Regions from separate parts of the Mus musculus genome. Here region 2 is linked to region 1. A link is a loop called in an ENCODE intact Hi-C map of the cell type or tissue named here. Cell type or tissue: heart. All regions are shown on one strand. Each heading gives the region's core, and the rest is flanking DNA. Links, peaks and the distances in the headings are about the cores only.

Region 1 (9,306 bases), core at 577-8,576:
GTCTTTGTAGGTAATTTAATGTTAGCACAATGAGGATGCCAATCACACAAAACTAGTTGATGCGTTGATGCCTTCTAAGGCAATAAATCCTAATCTTAGTGGTGAAAGTTTCAAAAACAGAGATGTTATTTATGTCTCCCAAGACCAAGACCTGAAAGACAGCATACAGGTCACTAAGTATTAGCAGTTAGTGAAATAGCTGTCTCTGAATGATACAGGATGCAGGGGAGCCAATACCCAGTGTCTTCCTGCCATTATATAGCAATATGAAAGAATCTACCAGCCATCTTTATGCCATATTTACAAAATTTCAATAATATTTTAAACAATGATACATTTGCATCTCATTTTACAAGCAACTTTGTTTTTATTTTACACGAATCCCAAAGAAGAAAGAGAGTAAGCAGGATACCCCTTTTCTAATTTCCACATTCATCCTGAACTCCACACTACAGTCTCCCCTTTAAATTCCTAGTCTTCTCAACCCTATATTGTTCTTGCTGACGTTTTGTCGCTGAGACAGTTCCTGGCGAGTGGGGGAGATGGTGCCAAGCATGAGAGCCTAAGTTTGCGTCATCAGCCCTTGCATAAAAGCCGGAGAGTGGAGAGTGGTAACCCCGGGGCAAGGGTGAGAAGAGCCGGCTCCCCAGAAATCAACAACCAGACAGCCTAGCTGAATTAGTGAACTACTGCTTCAGTGATAGACAGTGTCTCAGGGAACAGGGTGGAGAGCAATAGAGCAAAGTACACAATATCAACCTCTGGCCTCCACATGCACACACACAAACACAAACACACACACACATGCATATGCACATGCATGCTTACACACAGAAACAGAGACAGAAAGACAGTGAAACAGAGAGACACTGAGAGAGAACAAGAGAGATACTTCCCCTAGGAGTTCACCAAGAAAGCAAATGCTTAAAAGAGACTAAAGTCCCTAGGCTGTCTCTTGCTCCCTACACCATCAGTAACTACCAGGCTGACTGAAATCCTTTAAAGAAATGAGCGATCCAGTTCCAAGACATTACATTGCATGTACCACATCCTACCACACCTTTTGTCCAAATGCATTTTCTTCCATTCCAAAGAAAACAACAGATTAGACCCTGCATTCTAAGAAACCTTTGTTAGAGTGATGGTTCCCTTAAGCTTCTATTCTCAGCTGCTGGGAGAGGCTGGGAGACACAGTGCCATCCCTCAACAGCATCTGCATCAGAGAAGTGCACTGTTTATAAACCAGAGGATCTTGTTTGGAGCTCTGCTTCTGACTAATTCCCCTCCCCACTCCTCAGTCAACAAGGTCATCATTTTCTCTGTGTTGAAGATGCTTGAGTCTGCCTGGCTCCAGTGAATGACAGGCTCTGAACAAGTGACTGTTTATTGTGTTGGAGAATCAGCCAGGAAACTAGTTGGATGCATGGCCTGACTCTCTAAATGTAACTCTTTCTTGCGAAGCCATATATTTTTCTTTTCTAAGAACTTTTTTAATTATGAAGACTGTCCCACTTAACAGGCTGGAAGTTAATTTCTGCTTCCTATACCTATATGACTATGATGATGTAGCCCAAGGATAGAGCCCCTCTATCATCACTTGCCTAAATATAGTGGCCTTTCTTGATTAGGAAGAAACCTTTAAGTTTTGCTGAAAGAGTTTATCAGGTCTGATGTAGCAGTACCTACACTGAGCCTGCATAAGACTAACCTGGCTGTAGTCAGTTATGGATTGAAGAGGGGATCATAGAGCCCTGACCCTCTTTCTGAGCTAGCAGCTACTGATAGAGTCTAGGAAGTACTGTGTCACTGTTTTCTGTTGTATACCAACTGGGCGTCAATGGACAACTCCAAACCATGGTTACACACGTAAACTCTGGTTGAAACTCAGTAGGTCACAAAATGAAATGATGTGATGTGAGAAACAGATTTATAGGGAAGGAGGGTGGTTTGACTTATTTGGAGGAGAAATGAGAGAGGCTAGGCAGGGAGAGTAATCACAGTATATTTATTATACATGTCTGAGACTGTCAACAAGCAAATTTAGTTAATAGAAAACCAAACGAAACCAAGAGTTTCTCAAGGACAAAGGCTAGAATCAGCCTTGCTTAATGAGTGAGTCACCAAGCACAGAGCATGCCTTGGCCTTAGGTTTTATTTTATTTTGTTTACTTGGTTTTTTTACCTTTAAATCAATCAGAGAGGCAACAAATAGGGTGTGCCTTTCATAAAAGGGTTCCCCAGAAGTCCCCAAGGCCATGGAAAAAATGACTAATTCAAGGTCTTTCAAACTGTCTTTCACAGGATCTAAAGACAATAGCAAATACTCAGTGCATAATAATTGTGTGCTAAATCCTTTCCTTGTAGCTTCTCCATCAACCTTCTTAGCAACTCTGTGAGGCAGGTTAGGTTTTTATTATCCCCATGAGTCGGGAAGAGAGGGATGTGACAAGCCCAGACACTGGCCCTGTACATTAAGAGAGACTAAAGTGTTATTAAAACTCAGTCCAGCCTGACCCCTCACCAAGGGCCTTTCTCCCTGAAATAGGGATCCACTCCCCTACTCTCTTGTATCTAGCACAGGCTGGCACCTTAAAGGTCAGAAGCCTTTGCACATCCGGCCTGCCGTTTGTACTTTGTCATGGAATCCTCACTTCCAGCCTGCTGCTATACTAACATCTCTGTAACACCTCACAATTGAGTACTGCGGGGAACACAAGCCAGGCAGCCCCACCCAGGTGGTTTTCTAGTTTTACAAAGCAGGAACCTAATCTAGGCAGAACAACGGCTTGCATCCAGCCACACACACATAGCTGATAAATGCCAGACCCAGCGCAGTGAGGCTGGTCCCCACATCACAGGCTGACACGCTGAAGAACAACTGTCTTACATCACTGTTTCTCAACCAAACAGAAGCCAGCAGTCACACTGAAGCGCAAGTCCAGATCAGTCCTTAAAACTAATCCCCTCCTGGAAGGAAGGTTAAATAGCCCCCTCATTAGAAGATCGCTTCTGCTCAGGCCTGCTGGGTTACTTACGAAATGCTTCCTCGAGGATGCCTTGTTTCCAGGCCTCTGGGGATACCTGACATACTCCAACAATAAAGCCTTATTCTCGAATTAAGTAAACTTGGAATCACTCAAATATTAAGTGTGGAAAGATTGCTGTATTTTAACTGGTATGATTCAAGGAGGGGAGGAGGTGCATGCCAGAACGGATACAGGACAACAGCTTTACGGAGCAAAGCCCTCTCTACGGAGCATGGCCCCCAAATTAGAGAGGTGGTTAGTGCTCTGAGCTATCTCAGCTCTCACACTTAGCAGAGAGATCTGTAATCTTAACCCTGGAGGGGCTAAGGCAGGAGGATCTCAGGTCTGGGGCCAGACTAGATCACATGGTAAGACCCACTTCGGTGAGGGAGGGGATAACATGATTCTAGTACTAATCTGACGCAAAGATAAACACCCTTTCCTCTGAACACTTGCCACTAGACTGTCCCCTCCTGTGCATCTGAAAAAGAAAGCAGGTTTGTAACTGTACTGTTAACAGTCGTCACCAGGCGAGGCGGGTGGAGCTAGCCATCACTGCAGGGAGATTTGGCTGCTTGAGAAAGACATTGTGAGGGAATCACTGTGCTGACCTAACACTGGCAATGAGGGTAGGTTCACTCACAAGCTACACCAGGTCCCCCGCAACACTTGCATACCTTTTAAAACCACACCAAACAGAGGGCTATAGAAAAGTCACTAAAATTCTTACCTTACAAGCATTAGAGCCTGAGTTTTGTCCCCAGACCCCGCATAAACAAAAGCCAGTGTGGTGTGAGATATATATATATAGTAACACCCAGAGCTGGAGAGGTAGAAACAGGCAGATACCCTGGGTTCACTAGTCAGACAACTCAGCTTGCTTTGTTAGTTCAGGACAGGGTAAGATCTTTTCAAACAAACAATGTGGATTATGCCTGAGGTGAGACAATATCCATCCTGGTACATACATAGACACACATACACACACACACACACACACACACACACACACACACACACACACACACACACCAGAGTGAGCCAGAAATGTCCCCAGAGCACACTCGGATGACCACACCACAGAATCTATTCTACCATTTGCTCTTCCCACTGTCAGGGCTCTCTTCTCTCCACTTTCTGTCTATTCAGTCTGCACAGTCTACATCCCCAGGTGACCTACTTCGTCCTCCCATAAGGGTTTATTAACAGACACCCTCTTCCATACTTCTGACATTCATGTCCAAATCATAGCAGTTAGCATAGCTAGACTTGCAGTCTGGCTCCCTGGCCCAGCCCTTGCTGTTACTCAGCAGTAGTTTGCAAAATTGAGTGAAATGTATGAGCTTCCCTCTCTATGGCCCCTGGCTTGTGTATCCTTTAGGGCACTCAGAGTCTAATGTTAAAGCCCCCATGCATGGCACAGAGTAGGCGGTAATTAAATGCTGTGGCATCATCCATGCCTTTGTTAAAATGAGGGGCTTTACATTCCTTTACATTTCTAGCAGGGTTAGCCCTGCTTCTGAGGAGACAGTACACACCTCTGTGCAGTCTTCTCTTCCCCAGGAGAAAGCAAGGTTAAGTTTCTCAACCTGCAGATCCATCACTGACCCACCACCTCTCCAATTCTAATGTAATACATTTCTGAGAATTCTGTTAAAGGGCAGTCTAATGAAAAGGAGTCAGGGTCAGACTTTGGGGTTCTTGAATTTCTTGTGTACTTGTGTGTAAGGTTGCTGGTTCAAGAACCCCGTGAGAACTACTGGATCTAACCACAGCATCCATAGCAGCAACAAAACCAGCCCTGTGTGTTGCCCTGCCTCCAAAGGAAATTTCAAATGCTTAAGAGATTATTTTTGGTCCATGAGCAAAATATTTAAGTCTTTCTCAGAGTCATAAATGTCTGGGAGCCTGTTCCTTTGTATGTGCCCGTAGTGTTGGTCCAGTCACATCCTACCAATAAATCAGAAGGCAATGAGGGAGAAGAGGCACTCTGGAAGATTCCGTTCTAGTGATAGATAGATTAAGGAATGAGTGAAGGTGTGGAGAAGAGCAGATGACCCCTCATAGAAGTCTTTCCAGACAGCTCTGGCATTTGGAGACAGCCCTGGAGCCTGGCAGTGAGCCCCAGTTGAGCTTTTATTAGGAAGGGCCCCACCCTTCAACACTTGCCGCCGATGGCCCCATTCCCGGATGTTCTTCTCTGTTCCCAGTAAACAGTGAGTGGCAGCATATTGATCAGGAGCCCTTTGAGCCCCCACACAGTCCCTTTGCTGTTATGCCAAGTCTCCCAGAGGTCAGTGTGAAGGAAAACACCCTCTCTCTGTCTCCTTTTCCAGATGTCCTTGGGCCAGCAGCAGTCCGCAAGAGGAGTGGCTTGTCTGCGGTGCAAGGGAATGTGCTCCGGCTTCGAGCCTCACTCGTGGAGGTAATGGATTTTGTCAAGGAGACTGTCTGCTTTTGTTTCTTGACTGTCCTTTCCAAAACTGTGGGTGGTTCTCTCTGCTGAGACGGTGTAGGATGCATGCTAGGAAGGGCAGCTGGGGAATGAACCTTCCTGCTTGTCCTAATCCAGGAATGAGCGGATGCTGTAAAGATCTTGAGGAGCGTAAGGAAAAATACTTTGCACTTCATAAACCATGTCAAGGTAGATGCTTTCTGGTCCAGCGCGGATTATACCCTTGTTTTGATTTGCTTTGTTGGTTGGTTGGTTTGTTTGTTTGTTTGTTTGTTTGTTTGTTTTCCTGTAACTAAACCTCTGACAGGAAGCAACTTAAGGGAGCAAGGGTTTCTTCTGGCTCACGTTTGGAGGAGATACTATCTGCATGGAAAGGAGGGGGATCCAGGGTGACAAGGATGCAGTTGGTACTCCTCAAATCTTAGTGGAACAGGATGCAGAGGCCAGATAGGAAGTAGAGCTGACCTATGAAAACCCCATGGCCCACTCCCATGGACCCGGTTCTTCCAGCAAGGCTCCTCCACTTAAAATTTCTATAACCATATAAAAGAGCTACCAGCTGGGACCAAGGATTCAAACCCATGAGCCTGTTGGAGATGTTTTTACATACAAGGCACAATAGATGTCGATGGGAAGATGCATTTGGGGGTGCCTTTAGGGAAGGATTGTCCCCTCTCTGATCTGAAGGTGGCCTTGTTCTTACCTCAGCAGCTTCTCTGGGGTGGGTTTTAACTTAGGCGTGGGTCCTAAAATGGAGGTCAAAGGTAGAGCTGGGGAGAGAGTTCTGTTGGTAAAGTGTTTGCCTTGCAAACATGAGAACTTGGTTTTCTTTCCCCAAACTCAAGTGTCTCTGAGGAGACAGAGACAAGAGAATCCCTAGGGCTTGCTGACTACCCAGGCTAGCCTTGGCAAATTCCAGCATAACCTTTGTCGCAACTGCTGGAGCAATGAGAGACCTTCTCTCAAATAACAAGGAAGACAGCACCTGAGAAATGACACCAAAAGTCGTCCTCTGACTTTACACACATGCTCTCTCCCTCTCTGTCTCTGTCTCTCTCTCTGTCTCTGTCTCTCTGTCTCTCTCTGTCTCTCTCTCTCTCTCTCTCTCTCTCTCTCTCTCTCTCTCTCTCTCTCTCTCTTACACACACACACACACACACACACAGAGTCAAAGGCATTCTGTCCACAGTACGTGAAGACCAGGACCTGTAATTCACATCTGTACATTAGGAGTGCCCGGTCCAACTAGATTTCCTGGATCTGCCTTTCCTTTTTTATCACCGAAGGCTCTGAAACAATGTTGAAGCTGCCAATCAACATAATGGCCCAGAAATCTTCACATCAGCCTCAGTGTGGATGTTGGCTCTAGAACTATGCAGGGCGCAACCTGGTGACTGCCGCTGCCACCACGGACTGGAAGGATATACTCCACAGAATGCAATAGTAAACCAAGAGCTTTTGTTCTTAGTGCCTTACTATTGCTTGAGCATTTAATACGGATCAAAATTCCCCAGGTGACCCCTAAGATGCTGACATCTATGAGATTGCAGTTGAAAAATATCTGCCATACATTAGCCCTTATCTCAAAAGAAATCAGCCTACTTAATAATGAGCAATTGCTTCTATCTTGAAATAGTGAAGCAATATTATACATTAGATAGTATTTCCTTTTTGCAAATATGTACAAGTACAGTGAGTGACTGGGATGAATTTACTAAATGGCATGGTGTGACCTTAGGCTTAAAGGAAACATAGCCTCTAGCTCTTAAATATCTGCACTACCGTGGGTTGTGAGCTTTTGAAGCTCTGCCCCATTCCTTGACTCCATTTCCTGACATACCTCAGCCTCAGAGGAGCACACGTGTTCTTCCACATGGAAGGGACCCAGCAAGTCAAACAACCCAGGCCTTTATCCACTAAGAAACTTCCTCCCTCACTTGCTCCCAGCAGCAAGGTTCATCTATTCCTTTTTTAACCATTTGAGCAGACTGTGTGGCCTTGAAGGAAGTTAACTTAGTCATCATGTCAGCTCTACTGGTCCTAATCTTTCTTCCATCAGAGTCCCAGACAATATTGAGGGGTCTCTTTAACTCTCTGTGGACAGCTAGATAGTCTCTGTACCTGAGACAGAGGGTAAGTGTTCCCTCGCAAGGCTCAGTCTTGGGCTGCTGCTGCCCAGCACATTAAAAGGGTCCTCTAGTGTATGTGCTTGGTTTGTCTGGTTGTTTATGGAGACAGAACAAGTCTGTCCCCATCCCTCATGCTTCCTTGGAGCAGAAGTCTCTTGGTGTTGTTTTAAGCCTTATGTTTCCTTATCACCGAGCCCGTGGTTTTTAAACCAAGTGAATTTCTTGAGCAGCATATATTGTATTTGGAGGTCTAACCTAGAACATGCCATCTTGCACTTGGCCATACTAGGAGCTTAAATCCAACCCAGGTTGATACAGTGATGTCGCAGCATCTCAACGGGGGTGGGGAGTAAACTTTCTACACAGCTTCATGTCCCAGTTTTCACAGTAGGTAATTGAAAATATTGTATTTTTACAATTGTAAAGCAACAGAAGCAACTCTAGAAGAAGAAGAAATGTGGGAGGGGGGCTCACAGTTCTAGAAGGTATGCAGTCCATCTTGGTGGGAAAGGCATGACAGTGGGGGCATGAGGCTGGCCCATTGTATTGCATGGGCAGTCCAGAAGAGACAGCAATCAGGAAGTGGGACCATCTATAAAATATCAATGCCTTCCCTCCCCCCAGTGACACTCTTCCTTCAGCAAAGCTCTGCTCCCTAAAGTTTTATAATCTTCCACACATCACCATTAGCTGGAGTCAGTTGTCCAAACACATGAGCTGAGTTGAAGAAGGGTAGTTTATATTCGAATCCCAACAGATATTTAAATGACTGAACTTTAGTCAACCTGGTTTGAAGGGAAAGCCTGCAACTAGTAGACTTAACTAATACAGAACAGGATACAATTCCCAGTTATCCGAAAAGAGAGGAGAATTTGCCACTTTAATGGCACTTAGGTTCTTTTGGGGTGTGAATGTGTCCCTCACGATATGGGTACCTGACAAGAGTTAGGGTAGAGTGGCTTCCTCATCTATTGCAGTGCAGCAGTGTGCCCAGTGGTAAGAGCATGAATATGCTTGCAAGAGATCTCAAAGATTACATCCTCCTGTTTGTTAACATCTCCCCACCTCAAATGGTTAGCACTGCCATCAGTTTAGGCAGCATCCTGGGATCCCCCATTAACCAAAACAGCCCAGAACAACCTCCACATCCAGTGTCACCTGTGGGGTATAAGGAGATCAGACGGTCAAATGGATCAGAAAGGGCTTATAGCCAGACCTCTCCAGTGTCCCAACATACTAGGCTTTTCTGTCTGAGTCTGCTGTTGTCATCTCTCAAGTGAAAATGATTATCACAGTCCATCACCAACCTTGTAGCCTGCCTCTCAGAATGAATGAGATGCCCACTTATACATTACAGGAGACTCCTTTCTGTGAGACCAAAAAGAATCGACTTCTCAAGTACAGACTGCAATGCCCTTAAGGTCTTTCTCTCCTGTGGTGCTGGGATAAATCCTCTTCCCCATGGCAGCCCACCAATCTTGAACTCCAAGATGCAAGCACCCCAGATAACACTCTGCCCGTCAAGCCACACAAGAAGCAGCCTGAAACGAAACAAAAGTAGGGCTTATTTTAGCCTACCTTACCTCAATGTTTTCCAGACTTCAGACCACAGAACACCAGGCTCTCATCTGTGTCTGACCTCCTCACATTTGGGAGTGAGTTAGGGCTAGCAGAAGCATGCCGTATCCCATATAAT
Region 2 (9,306 bases), core at 900-8,899, 58 kb after region 1:
AAGCCGCACCAACTACAAGGCCATACATACTAATAGTGCCACTTCCTAGTGACATTCAAATATATGAACTATGAGGGCCATTCCTATTCAAACCATAATAACCTCCATCATCACTATCAGCATCCATCTTTACTACCACCACCTCCATCACCATCCTCACTGTCACTACCACCATAACTATCAGTAGCATCAAGCTCACTATCATCAGTATCATCACCATCCTACCACAGGCATAATCACGACCCTCATGTCAGCATCATCTTTATCACCTTATCACTATCACATCATCAAAACCATCAATATTATCAGTTATCACTACATTGTCACATTTACCATCAACTATTCGTCATCATTGTCACTATTATCACCATCACCAGTATCTACATCATCAACACAACAAAACCATCACCATCATCACTATCATACTGACAACTATCAGCACCCTCACTATCAACACCATCTTCACCAACAACCTATTATTTTCATTACTGTTACCACCAATAGTTGATCATATTTTCCCAACACCATGAGTCAGAAGCCGTGCCTAGCATCTCTCCACTTGTCTTGATGGACACCTCACAGGCAGAAGTTATGTCATCCAGTCTATCTCACGGATGATGAAACAGCCTTGGAGAGGTCCAGCCACCTGCCCATGTGGCATAAGGAGCAGAGCCAGGTTTATCATTGGATCTCAAGCTCTTCAATGTTGGCCTCCTCTGTCACTAGTTCAGACAATGACCAGGGATACCCTTTCCCGTTTATCCTCTGGGCCTCAATATTCCTAGCCAATTTGCCTCCCTCCTGTTTCCTTTTACTCCCATGGAAAGAAGGCCATAATCTTTAAGCCACCAGCATATTCTACATAGGATGTATATATGTCCCAGCACTTCAATTGTCTACCAACGTCTTTTAAATGGACCCACCACCCAGAAGATTCATATAAACTCCTTGCACCTGTTGGAATTATTCTGTAGGCATCAGCAAAGACAATTCTGAACAAATGAATGAAGGAAAAATTCTAAGGGCATATAGTCCAGCAGAAGGACATAGTAGAGCACCCTTGAGCTGAAGTGTGCGGCACTGATACAGCAAGTAATCCTGACTAATTTGCTGGGGAGAAAAATGATAAATAAATGTGAGATCGAGGGAATCAATAGTCCTAGGTGGAGGGCAACAGGGGCTCTAAGCAGCACTGTAGACACCCTGGCAGCTGCTTCAGATGCTCCAAGTGCATGAGGCTCTCGATCACACATACTCTCCTCCACCCCTCTACATCTTCTGCTTATGGATAGAGAGAATTCCCAGAAAGCTCATTTTTCAAGGGTTTCCACTGATTTCAAACCATAGATAATGTAAGGAATGTATCACGTGGTGTCCAAGTCACTTCTACTTCTGGTTCCACAATCACCACATACAAGACACAGCAACCCTCCTCTCTCGGGCTGTTTCCACACCCATAGAATAGTCCCACCCAGCAACTTGAAATGTTCTATGCTCAAAAAAAAAAAAAAAAGAGGCAAAAACAAGCAAACAAAAATATCATGTTCCATGTTCCACAAATGCTGAAGAATCCCAGATTAAAGTCCTGCAGATCATAATCACATGTTTGATTTAATATCAACATGAGCCACACCTACCTGTAACAAATGATGAGACAACAGGGTAGTGACAGACAGAAAAAGTGTTCAAGAGAACACAAAGCCCTGCATGCACACATGGTAGGCAGGTGCTCTGCCCCTGAGCCATTCTGTCTGAACCAGTGACAGAGGAGGCCAGTGTTGAAGAGCTTGAGAGCCCATCATAAACCCAGCTCTGCTCCTTATGTAACATGGACAGGTGACTGGACCTCTCCAAGGCTGTTTGATCATCTGAGAGACAGGCTGGATGACAGAACTTCTGCCTGTGAGGTGTCCATCAAGACAAGTGGAGCCACAGCAAGCAGTCCTAGGTTTCAGCAGCTACCACTGATAATTTACCAAGTAGATTCCGTTCTGGTGTAAGTAGAAGGAAGTTGAAAATAAGTCAGGTAAGAACTGGAACGTACCATCCAGTAAACTGAAGTGAACATAAACTGTGATATGTTGGTTGTACACTGGAATACATGAGCAGTCAGTCAATCTATAATCAGTGGGACAGGTCCTAGAGCCTTTTCCCAAACTAACTAACAAACAAGAGAACACTGGCACTCAAGGGTTAGTGATTTTGTTTTAATGGCCTGCACCGACTCAGGGCTCCAGGGCTTCCCATCTACTGTGTGCCCACCACACATCAGAAACCCTTCCCTATGTCTTCTGTATATTCTCCAAAGGCAGCTGGCTTCACAGGCATCCCTCAGAGGAAGCTGTGGGGCAGATGAGTGAATTCAAGATGTGGTGGCTTTACCAAGTGCCTGGCACCAACATACCATCAAGCTGCCAAAATTCTTCAGCATTCCTTGGAACTCAAGTCCAAGGTCATCATGTCACTTTCCTAGGAGTGGTGAAAGGGGCCCCCAGAGTAGAAAAACATCTGGAAAACAGAAAACAAACATGTACTATACTTGGAGCCAGAAAAACTCTCCCATATTGTACTTGATCCCTAACAAGCATTGGCCTTGCCCAGGAGATAAATGGGAGAATGGCTTTCAGGCAGGGGCAGGAGCTGAAGTAGAATCAAGACCTTGAAAAGAAGCACTAACAAATTCCATACAGACTGCTCATCCTCATCCACCCAACCTAGTTACTTCCCAAAGGTGCTACCCTCTTAATACCTTAATACTTGGGGGTTAAGGTGTCAGCTATGAATTTCGAAGAAGAGATACAAAATTCCAATATACAGCCATCCTGCTGACCAGACACAAACTGACTTATCAATCAAACTCAAATGACACTTCCTTTTAGTCAGGAGCAAAGAAAAACATCTTATTGGTCAAACACAAAGGAAACTTCCCATTGGTCACGCCTAAAGGAAACTTTTCATTGGTTAAACCCAGAAGACATTGCTCATTGGCCAAACCTAAAGGAAGTCAGAAGATATAGAGGAGTCCAAGTAGGATCTCGTGGACCATGTGCGCATGCGCGCACGCATGCACACGCACAAACACACACACACACAAAATAGAAAAACACTGAAGAGCTGATGAGGAATAATACAAATAGAATAGAGCCAGCCCTCCACGCATGTGTGACTTCCTCAATAGTTTCTGCTGACAGTGTGCAGGTTCCCAGCACCCAGAACCTCGAGTTCCCCTGAGGTCACCAGCAGACGGATCAGCCTCCTTCATCACAGCACGCCGCCCCTTTGCTTAAGTCTGCTCCCTTCTCACTTTGAACGGCTCCTTCCTTCATTATAAGCATCCTGCCCTTCGTTCCAGGGTCACCCCATCATCTCTCCTGGCTGTGCATTGCCCTCCCAAGAGAGCATCTGCTAAGCAGCTTTCTCATCTCATTTTCCATGTTTGTCATTCACATTACGCTGCTCAAAACCCTTATTATCTGTAAACCCCTGCTTGGGGACCATTGCAATGATAATTTTCCCTAATTGATCTGGATAAACATGTGTCTATCGATCGATACGAATCCCATTCCTTCGTGGATCATTTGCTCTACTTACAGAGAGGCGCTCCAGGGCAAAGCGAAGGTGGGGCTTTGCCATCTTTGTGAGGAGCAGCCACTGAGCAGATCTTTCTTTGAGAGAATGCTCCGAGCCAAGCTGGAGGAATGAGAAAAATAAGCAGATGCTTGGAGCCGGGAGGATTTTCATGTTTCTATAATCAGATCTGATCTGTTTCCCAGTGAGAGTTCAGATTCCCTCATGCCCACAAACAGCCACAGACTCTAAGCCATGTGCCTACATCTATACGTCAATGCCTGAGGGGAGGTTAGACTGGCTTTTGCAGCCTGGCTCTCCTCATTCACTCTTTCTAAGAGCATCCTGAGGCTAGAGAGGTGGCTCAGTTGGTAAAGAACACACTTTCCACACAAGCATGAGTATCTGAGTCCAATCTCCCACACCCATGTAAGAAGTGCAGCATGGCTGAAAACCTATAAACCCAATACCTGGGTAAGCAGGGACAGGGAGATCCCTAAACTTGTTAATCCGTCAGTCTAGCCATCCTGTGAGTTGTGAGTACAGTGAGAGACTCTGTCTTAAAAATTAAGACCAAAGAAGACACATAATATTGACTTTTGAGTGGGCAGCATGGACACATGTTCCAGGCCAGGAATTGGGCAGGGGGCACGGAGGTAACACCTACCATCTCAGGTAGGTACCCGAGTGTCAGGGTCTCAGACCTGCTCTACCTTACCAAGTTTCCTGGCATGTCCCACTGTCCCACAAACTCACTGTCTTCCAGTGAAAGACTTGGAGACACCCAGAGTCTAGCATATACACAAACACTCGTCTGGTCATTGGTTATTTTGCTGTTTGTGCTTCTTCTCCCTTGTAGGACATAACACAAACATTTTCCATGTTAGTTTTGCATTGTTGTGGCATAGGACACCTGAAAGAAGAAACCTGAGCTCACTCTTGCAGAGGGTGTCAGTCTATCATGGTAGAGAAAGCACGGCAGGGCATTTCAGTTCATAATGATTGTTCCCATCACTGCAGACCAGAAAACAGTGCGATGGGGAACGGGAACCAGGCGCCAGTGTAACGTTTGAAGACCTGCCACTAACCACTGACTTGTGCTAGCAAGGCCCTACTTTTCAAAGCTTCCATAACCTTCCAGACTAGAGCTACCAGCTAGGGACCAAGCATGTTGTATGTGAGCGTTCTATATACTGTAGCAGCCGGGTGCCTAAAAGATGGCACCGGCCTCAGGTACACCGTCGCCATAAACAACGCCACTGCGCAGGCGCTAGCCCGAATCTGGCGCCAACCCCTCCTGAGCGGGTGCAAACAAATCAAAGTGCCGGCAGACTGACCAATCCCAGGAGGACACATAGCTCTCCCCAGTGCTGGGGTGTATATAAGCAGTCCTCGCTGGGTTTCCAAGGTTCCCGTAGCATGGAGGTGTTCCTGAAATAAAGAAGGCTGTTGAGAAAAATCCGACCGTGTTGCGTTTTTCTTGCTGGAGGAGGTGAGCGCAACAGTATATCATATCATACTGTGAGTCTGTTCCACGAATGGTGGGCAGCAAGAAGTTCCACCCAGGGTATAATTAATCCCCTTATTCTGTCCAGGCAATGACAGAAACAGTCGAAGAATTCTACCCTGAGGAGTGGTTCAGGGGGTGAACTGGGCCCAGTCTCCCTGCCAAGAGGCAAAGTCAGCTTTGACAACAAGATAAGGTAAACCCAAAACTTCCCTCTATGAACACCAGTCACTTGGTCCACTTCTAGCCAGTAGCTGCCATCCAAGGTCTCCTAACAATTGCCACTGTTCCTGAGGACCCCATGGCAGGCACACTGTCCTGCCCAGCTTCACCCACCAAGCGTTGGGTTGAAGTTGGGCCTGGAGTAAGTTTTTCACACTCTCTAGGCTTCAGCCTCCTCCTGTTCTATGAAATGGGTACAACATAGATCATAAAGTCAAATGGCACGGTAAAAGCATTAGGTGTCATCTTTATAAAATGGCCACAGCCGCACGCACGTGGCACCTGGGGAAAGTGTGGATGCAGGAAGCTTGCATGTTTACCTGCTGGGATAAGAAAACAAGTGCTGGGCAGGGTTCATGTGTGAGCATCTGCTGCCCCCTGATGGACAAAGCTGTGGCCTCACAGCTTATCCAAAGCGTTCTGCTTTCTGAAGTCCCAATCTTGAGGTCCTGTGTGAGATCTCCTGCTTTCCTCACCTTCCTCCATGCAAAAAATAAATAAATAAAAAATAAAAAGGTGATAGGCATCATAGGGCATCTAGAATAAAGCAATTTCATATTTCATAGACAAAGAAACTGAGGTTTGCTAAAAGGACATATATGATATGAAGGAAGAGGGCTAGAAAACACCAGTGGAAAAGTAAATGGAAGGGGAGAGGAGGGGAAGTAACCCACACATAAGGATGCATGAAAAAATTGAAAACATATTATTTTATATGGTAATCTAAACTGTATTTTGAAAATAAAGATAATAATTTGAATAGGGGTGCTCTGTGTGGGTGGACAATACTTCTCTTAGAAGTCATGGGTTTGACCGGGCATGGTAGCACACGCCTTTAATCCCAGCACTTGGGAGGCAGAGGCAGGCGGATTTCTGAGTTCGAGGCCAGCCTGGCCTACAAAGTGAGTTCCAGGACAGCCAGGGCTACACAGAGAAACCCTGTCTCGAAAAACAGAAGAAGAAGAAGAAGAAGAAGAAGAAGAAGAAGAAGAAGAAGAAGAAGAAGAAGAAGAAGAGGAGGAGGAGGAGGAGGAGGAGGAGGAGGAGGAGGAGGAGGAGGAGGAGGAGGAGGAGGAGGAGGAGGAGGAGGAGGAGGAGGAGGAGGGCAGCCATGGGTTCCTAAGTGAAAATACCTCCCTAAATGCTGTTGGCCAGGGAGGTCCCAGTGTCCTTCCCTGGGGGACTATTAATAGTTATTGATAGCTGCTAGTTGCTGGAAGAAGAGAGCTCATTTTTCCAATGGTATTGCCATGGGTATGTTGCCAGTCAATAGGCTCCACTCAAGCTCAGGCTTCCACTAACTAAATTCAGTAGGTCACACGCACAAAACAGACATGACCATAACTGCAGGAGGGGAAAGTGGCTTCCTTAGAAGAGGGAAGGGCATGAGACATACTAATAGAGTGAAAATTATTAATAGTTATTCTAGGCATGTATGTTAATGTTTAGGAAGGAAGGGAAGAAGGAGGAAGGGAGGGAGGGAGGATAGAGAAAGGAAAAACTGAGGTTTGAAGAGGTCCAGCCATGGGAAGCCAGAACTGAGACCTAATCATGTGTTGTTGTCCCACAAAACCAGTACCAAAGGTTTGGCTCACAGGGCATTGTTACAAGGAGGTTGTAGGAACTTTAGGAGGTTGACCTTAATGGGAAGTTCTCCAGTCATTGGAAGGGTGTCCCTGAAGGGATTTGTTTTCTCCCTCCTTCTGCTCACTTTGAAGCCATAAATCTACTCCCTCTGTGTATGTCAAATCAGGGCAACACTAACCTCCCACCCAGCCTTGAACCTTCATACTTAAAATTAAATAAATCTAATTTTTTTTCAAAAGTTAGTTGCCTCCAGTATTTTGTTACAGTCACACAAAGCCACAACAAGCTGACAGATGTTATTTTAATACCCAACAAAGCCAGTTGTGGTGCTGCAAACTGGCAGGATATGCTGACGATCCAGAGGCAGTACAAGTTCAAGGTCAGCCTGGAATGAAGCGCTGTCTCCTGGACAGGACAAGGCCATTACACTTGAACTCACAAAAGCTATTGTTACCTACACAAAACCAATCCAACAAAGTCAGCAACAGACACACACACACACAGAAGAGAGGATGTGAAAGTGGGAGGGGTGCAAGGATTGGGAGGGGGACTTGGAGTGGATATATGTGGTCAAAGTTACACTGCACACAGGTGTGAAACTGACAAAAGCACGTTTTAAAAATATATGTTTAAAAGCTCAACTATTTTGGCTAATTTCCTGCTCTAATTGCAAATAAATGAATCCCCTGAGGACACTGGCCAACTACAGAATTTTAACCACTGTTACCACAAATATCTAGAAATAAGATCCACCAGGGGGCAGCATAACCACATAATGAAAAACTGGTTGTTGCTAGCACCAAGAGGTCCTAGCATCTGAATAGACTTTTGGAAACTTCAGTCTGTGCCTAGACACCAGTTTAGGCTCCAGCTCATGAACCTGAATATCTGACCTCTCCCTTCAGACCTTGTTGCAGGAAATACTAAAAATCGAACCAGCCTTTCCCATGCTTGTGCCTCTGCCTTGGTGGCCTGGCCAATCATGCACTGGCAGGCAATGGCCAATCTGTTTTTATCTCGTGGAGACTCTGACTCAGAACTCCAAAACCCACCTAAGTTCCCTCTGGTTGGTTACTACTACGCCAACCCATTCTTCAAATCCCCCACTGCCTTTGTGATGCACATCTGGCAAATCCACGTTTTGCCGATGTACCTTTCTCTCTTGAACCCAGACGAGCCGCCGCATGAAGGAAAACACAACACAAACTTAGTTCAGAAACAATGGTAACTCAATCTCTGAGCACAACAACTAAAGCCTACTCTTGTGAGACTTATTAAAATCTGACTGCTCTGGTGGCAAATCCTTGCAGATCCACCATGATACCGGGGAAATTCTAGCAGCTACATCTTAACCCTCTGCTGTCCCCGTTCCAAAAGGACCTAACTCTCTCTGGACTCCTCTCTTCCTCTGTCCAACCGGGAAGTCCCGCCTTCTCACCCAGTGATTGGCTCCTTTATTCATTAGAGGATTGGTTCACAAGAAGCCACGAGAGCACGTGACTCATTTCTCATTCCAAACAACCTCTCTCGGGAGAGCAGAATTAACATAAAATACAAGCAGCACAGAGCCATCCACAACAAGTCCTGACCTCACACGCCTCCGTGACTAAGACAACATCGAAGAGCCTGAATATACATCAGCACCACAAACACAGTGGCCTCAACTCCCCACCAGTGCCAAGAGTTATGGGGTACCACCAAGGACAAAGCAGGTAAGTAGAGAGGTACAAAGTCACAGCAGGGTGCATAGTCAGAAGGCCACACTATGGTGTCTCACATCCTCAAATTCTTGTCTTTCTGATCATGAGATAGAAACTAATGTGGCCAAAAGCTCAGCAATTACATTTGATCATAAAAGTTAGCATGGGCTTCCTGATCCCCAAACCAGTCCTCTTTAACGTTAGCTAGAGGATTCAGTTCTGCAGATGATGTGTGGAGTGGACTGAACGTGTGGAAACAAGGAACGCATCCAACGGGGGCCCTGATAAAGAGATCCACATGTGGATGTCTCAGGTCTCTCTGTTCCAGATAGACTGAAAAGAAGCTGTCAGCCATCCACAGACCCCCTCATCCAGGCTCTCCATGCCTCTCCAAGAGCTCAATTCTCTCAAAACAGCACAAACAAGCAAAAAAGAAAAAAAAAGCTTGCAGGAACGCCTTGTGGTGAATTCGGATAGATTCAGACACAGTCGGTTTTCCTGATTCATAGAACTGTCCTGGGGACAGCGAGACCTCAGAAGGATTCTGACCCTGACCTAGCTGTGTTTATCTGGACTCCTAGACCTGAAGGTTCAAGGTCAGTTAAAAAAAAAAAAAAAAGGATGCCTCCATCCACAGAATCTATTTGATTCAATCTGTATGCACCTGTCTATAATTCAAGTAGATACTACAGACCACTCCATGCACAGGGGGCCCAGACCTAG

What was found. A loop is a pair of places that touch in the nucleus more often than their neighbours do. Peaks named below come from ENCODE experiments on the same cell type or tissue, not always from the same donor. Only the 100,000 strongest peaks of a DNase experiment are listed, where the experiment ranks them.
Region 2: it touches region 1 in a loop (2.3-fold over the local background); 3 of 42 quality-filtered maps call a loop at or near these places.

Annotation. Positions count from the first base shown.
Region 1 is chr6:112,299,687-112,308,992 of GRCm38, forward strand. Lmcd1 (LIM and cysteine-rich domains 1) reads left to right here. Exons shown (of 6, transcript NM_144799.2): 2 at 5,363-5,451. Among named protein-coding and RNA genes, the nearest start is that of 5031434C07Rik, 14 kb to the left of the region's middle. In heart, for the core only: no CTCF peak of the experiment used is centred there; DNase peaks (open chromatin) are centred at 2,695 and 5,275; H3K27ac peaks cover 1,591 bases.
Region 2 is chr6:112,357,129-112,366,434 of GRCm38, forward strand. Ssu2 (ssu-2 homolog (C. elegans)) reads right to left here. Exons shown (of 12, transcript NM_175525.3): 12 at 2,196-2,508. The coding sequence ends at 2,470. Among named protein-coding and RNA genes, the nearest start is that of Ssu2, 26 kb to the right of the region's middle. In heart, for the core only: CTCF peaks have their summits at 5,681 (motif pointing left) and 7,643 (motif pointing right); a DNase peak (open chromatin) is centred at 8,323.